Linked DNA regions of Homo sapiens: region 2 is linked to region 1. Evidence: read pairs that join two places in POLR2A ChIA-PET (ENCODE). Cell type or tissue: CD4-positive, alpha-beta T cell. All regions are shown on one strand.

Region 1 (2,500 bases):
TGAGGGCTGGAGCTCTTGAGGCTTTGGTCGGGGCTGCTTCTTGCAGAGGGGCTTGGAGTGGTGGAGGATGGAATGGGGGAGCGAGTGATGTACGTGGGTCTCTCGATCCCGTAGGCCAGGGAAGCTTTCAAAAAGTCTTCTGGCAGAGGGGCCCGGATGGGGTAAACGACCCGAGGGTAGAAGGGCATTTCGGGGCTCCCACGTCTTCTAAAGTCATCGAGGTCCTTTTCTGATGTGAGGGGTGAAATGTTAGAACGGTAGAGGTCCTTTCCTTTGGAGGGGTTGGAGTCCAATTTTAGGATTTCTTTCACGCTGTACTCTCTCTTTGGGACATTCTTTGGGCAGAGTTCATTTTTCTCAGTGCTCGGTTGCTTTAGACTGCTCTGTGTTTGTGCTGAAATAAAGAAAAAGGGGCGATTACACAGAGGGCTAGAGAGAACTGAAGCAAAACTGCCAAAGTTGCTCCTCCTTCTTGAGAAAACCTGAGTAACAGCTGGCGACACAATCGCCACATATCTGGCTTCCAACGCACTCTCATTCTAGAAGGCTCTGGGCCACTCACTCAAAAGTGCAGTTCCGTTTCCTCCTCAGCAAAATGCGGACAATGGCAGCACAGACAGAACAAACAGCAGCCTTGGGTGATTCTGTTTTCATTAGTACAGACCTTATGATAGAAAATTGCTGTTTAGGCTGGAGTAAGATAGCCTAAGCTGGATGCAGTGGCTCTTGCCTGTAATCCCAGCACTTTGGGAGGCCGAGGTGGGCGGATCACCTGAGGTCGGAAGTTCGAGACCAGCCTGACCAACATGGAGAAACCCCATCTCTACTAAAAATACAAAATTAGCTGGGCGTGGTGGCGCACACCTGTAATCCCAGCTACTTGGGAGGCTGAGGCAGAAGAATCGCTTGAATCTGGGAGGTGGAGGTTGTGGTGAGCCGAGATTGTGCCATTGCACTCCAGACTGGGCAACAAGAGCAAAACTCTGTCTCAAAAAAGAAAAAAAAAAAAAAAACTTCCATTTTAATGGAGTGGAAAAATACTGGGGTGGGGACCCTGTCATAGGTTAATAAAAGTCTTTCTGATGTTCATGGTTTACCTAAAGGAAATCAGCATACCCTGAGAACTAAATGTGAAAGATTAAGACTCATTTCAAGTAATACACAGTCATCAATTTTCGCTTCTACTCTTGTTGAATACGAATTTGATAAAGCCCTGTTCAAACTGCCTATGCCAAGGAGCTTAGCGAAGTGAATACCACCTTCCTCGCGATGTGCAGACAGCCTAAGCACTTCACCAAGGCTCTGTCTGGTCTAGCCAGGATCCCAGCAGTGCTGGCCCCTGGAGTCACAAGGCGTGACAGTCACCTCTGCCAAACCACAATAGGTACTTCCTGAGCCAGTTCAATTACTTAGCGCACCCAAGAAAACAGAACAGGCTAAGAGGAAAGCACTTATTCCCAAAGACGGCACGTTATTACTTGGTAAAGATACTATTTAGGAACAGCAGCAATGAGGACAGTTCTAGACTATCCCTGCCACAGCCAGCCCTGTCTCCTCGCTACACAATAAATGATGCCTTCAGGAAAAAACACCCATCTGGGCAGGGAAAACTGAAAATTCCCTGCTCAGCCTTGCCTGGAAACCAAAAGTAAAACATACGATGTTTAGTTTGAGCTCTGATTATTGGAGGACAGTCACTCAAGCCAGGACACCTGCCCTAGGAACGCACTGAAGGCATTGGCTGTCAATGTGTGGAGATGCCTTCAGAGGCAGCAGGTTTGGGGGATCATGCTGAAGCCTTTGTGCAAATATCCTTCATCGTCTAAAAAATGTCTCTGCTTGAATTTAGTTGAGAAAGAACTCCACACTTGCTATCTGATAGGTCTAGAAATGAACTCTGTGAAACTCCAGAACTGAACCCTTTAAATGTATTCTCTAGGCTGACTGGCTTGAGGGATTCGATTCCAATTTGAGAGCCCCTTAGAGAATGTTATCTCCTGCCAGCGGTTATCAGTTCCTCCTGGGCGAGCCTGAAGCCCCAGAATAAACACAGAGAAGAACGCTATCAGGGAAGATGCTGACGGGGGGGCCGTGATGGAAAGCTTGCTGAGGGAGAGGGATTTCTGAAGCCACTAAAACAAAATAAATATCTCCTTATCAGGCCAATATCGGTCTTTCAGTGAGGCCCAGCAGGCAGGAAGTTCTAATTGTCACTTTTGTTTTTTAAAGCTAAAATGGTAAAGGATGAGAAAGACAACTAAGCTTGAAAACTGATAGGCAAGGCATCTCACAGCCACAGGAAGGAATTTTATGAAGGTGAAAAAGAATTATTTGGAAACATCTATATAGGGTCAAATTCATAATGATTTTTAAAAACGATGCCGCTCGAATAAAATGGAAATACAAAAAACTTTACCCTCATGACTTTGAGCCATTTTTACTCAAATTATGTATCTAAGTCTCATATTTTTTCCAGTGGCTTCCACACTCCCTTGGTTCT
Region 2 (2,500 bases), 610 kb after region 1:
TGCTATTGTTTTGGAGACTTCCTTTTACCCTGCTTTGAATTTGTCACCGTTCCAATTTTAGACAGTAAATTATAAGTCTTTAAAAAGAGAGTTCCATTCAATCTTGAGAAAAGGGAAAATGAACCCCTGAACTGGATGTCAATTACCAGTCCCTGACTTGGGCAACGTCTGAACTCTTCAGGTTGGTAAATTCAACCATGGGGTGTTGTGTTTTTTTGTTTTGCTTTGTTTTGTTTTGTTGGCTTCTTTGTTTCATTTGCAAATTTTTTTTTTTTTAACAAGAAAGTTTGTTTCAAAAGAGCCTTTCTGTTGTATTCATAGTTGTCAGACCATGGCAAGCAGTGAGGCAGTGGAATTTATTTGAATTGCCACTCTTCCTTACTTTTTAAAAAATGCTCCCTTACAATAGTAACTCTTACAAGGATAATCTACCAGCAAACATCAGTAGGCCAGACATACTGGCAGTCCCCAGTCAATCTGTAACTGAAAACTAAAAGTATAGCAGGAAATCCTAATAATGAAACTTGCAGGATTAGAGAGCTGATGAAGCAGAAAACAAAAAGTAGGTGATAACTGCTTAGTACAGCCTTGCTGGGTGTCAGGACTTTAAGGATTTTCTTAACATGTGGGTGGATCTTCATCTATTTTTGACTTCACTTTAGCCATCCAAAACAAGTCTTGGCTCTGGGTTATTTTCCATCCTCTTCCAAGATAACCCCACACAGCTATAATCAACAGAGCTATTCCAACAAGCTTTTTTTTTTTTTTTCTCAGTAGTCTTTCCCAAAGTAATAGAGAGTTCAGGTTATCATATCTTAATGTCATGTGGTACTAAATCACACACTCCAAGGAGAGATAACAAGACTGCCCAAGGAGGGTGGGTGTGGTGGGTAGGGACTTTGTCCCAGCCAATGTTCCTTTCTCTCTAGGGGGCTAAATATGTCCAGCTTATGTATGGCAAGAGGTATCAGAGCTGGATGGGGTCAGGCAAAGAAAATAAAGAAGACAGCTCTGCCAATGGCTTAAAAATGCCTAGGCTCATCTTGGTTCCATAGTTGGAAATGGGATGATTTCATCTTGTTTTCCCAGTGAATCACAAAGTGGCCTTGAGGGATCACATGCTCCTAGCTTGCTTTCCTTGGAAATAGAGACCTTTGCATTCATCTGTCAAGTGCAGAATGTGGGGATTTGTCAGGAAAGCCAAATCTTCATGTTGGTCATACCAACTGTTTTCCAGTATTCTACAAGGGGTCTTAGGACCTCACTGTCCCCCACCCGGACAGGGTCATGTATCCTAGACCTTGCATTCAGCCACACACAGGTTCTGGTTGCAGAATAAACTAAAATGTAGACTGGATCAAGACCTATAGGACATACTTCCTGGCTTTGCTAACTTTGTTGGCCTTCATCTCACCTCATATTACCATAGTCCACATGCCTGGAGATCCTACAGATCTCTTACTGATGAAAACTATACAGAAACCATGGCTTCAGCCAGTAATTCCCCTAATCCTCCTTTGGCAGTCTCAGAGGGCAGAGGACACATCTACGGTATCTTCCCAAAGGCCAGTGAAAAAACAGTTGATCAGTTGGTAAGACTCAAGCCCTAGTGGAGACACTACAGGCACCAAGTACAAAAATAATCCCTTTATAAGAACTCAAAACCATTTATGTACAATTGGAATCCACTCTTACCCACTCACCCACCTATCTACACTGTTGAAGTCATTAAAGTGTGGCAATTATTAAAGGAATATATTTGTTTATAGAATTGGAAAGTGCTATGGTTTTATATTTTATTCAACGTACAATGGCTTTGTGGCTATGAATTAAGACAGTATGTAAGAAAACAGCAAGAAAACACAAATAAGGGCCTAGAAAATGTGTCCCTTTGCAGCATCTCAACATCACCAGCTCCCAGAGAAAAACAAGTGTACCTTTTGTGCGGGAGGAAAAATGTTTTAGTAGTGGTTATGAAGGTGATGCTTTCTGCCAGAACTCAGACTGTTCTTGAGTGCTCACCATCTCAGCCTACTCAGGCTTCTAAAGAGGTATAAGACAAAACCAGCACATGTACACCAAAATCCATCTGATCTTCAGCATCCCCAGCCTCTAGGTTGCTGGGGCTGTCATGGAGCCAACCTAGGTTTCCTTTCTGTAATAAACTGGGTCACCACTGGAGATAAGACCAAAGAACCAGTGGGTGAGGCTTGAAGCACCCCAAGCTGCCTAACCATCCCTTCAAATAGATGAGCCTCTTGGCCTTGTTTTTAAGAACTAGAGAAATCTGAGGGTCCTGCAGAAATTTTTTTACATTCAGATAGGAAGGGAAAAGCCTCTCAGGTAAACTGCCTGCCTCAGATCTTCTCTTGAAATGAAGACCTGGAAATAAAAATGTCCAGTGGTATAGGAAATATATCAGGAAAAAAAAAAAAAAAAAAAAATATATATATATATATATATATATACACACACACACACAGTAACTGCACATACAAAA

The links. Peaks named below come from ENCODE experiments on the same cell type or tissue, not always from the same donor. Only the 100,000 strongest peaks of a DNase experiment are listed, where the experiment ranks them.
Region 2: POLR2A ChIA-PET joins it to region 1 with 7 read pairs; 2 of 35 experiments call an interaction of 5 or more read pairs at or near these places.

What each region holds. Positions count from the first base shown.
Region 1 is chr6:106,102,719-106,105,218 of GRCh38, reverse strand. PRDM1 (PR/SET domain 1) reads right to left here. Exons shown (of 7, transcript NM_001198.4): 5 at 1-394. Among named protein-coding and RNA genes, the nearest start is that of PRDM1, 18 kb to the right of the region's middle. RefSeq lists an enhancer at 1-445. In CD4-positive, alpha-beta T cell, no CTCF peak of the experiment used is centred here; a DNase peak (open chromatin) is centred at 1,328; H3K4me3 peaks cover 1,495 bases; H3K27ac peaks cover 1,035 bases.
Region 2 is chr6:105,491,482-105,493,981 of GRCh38, reverse strand. No RefSeq gene overlaps it. Among named protein-coding and RNA genes, the nearest start is that of PREP, 90 kb to the right of the region's middle. In CD4-positive, alpha-beta T cell, no CTCF peak of the experiment used is centred here; no DNase peak of the experiment used is centred here.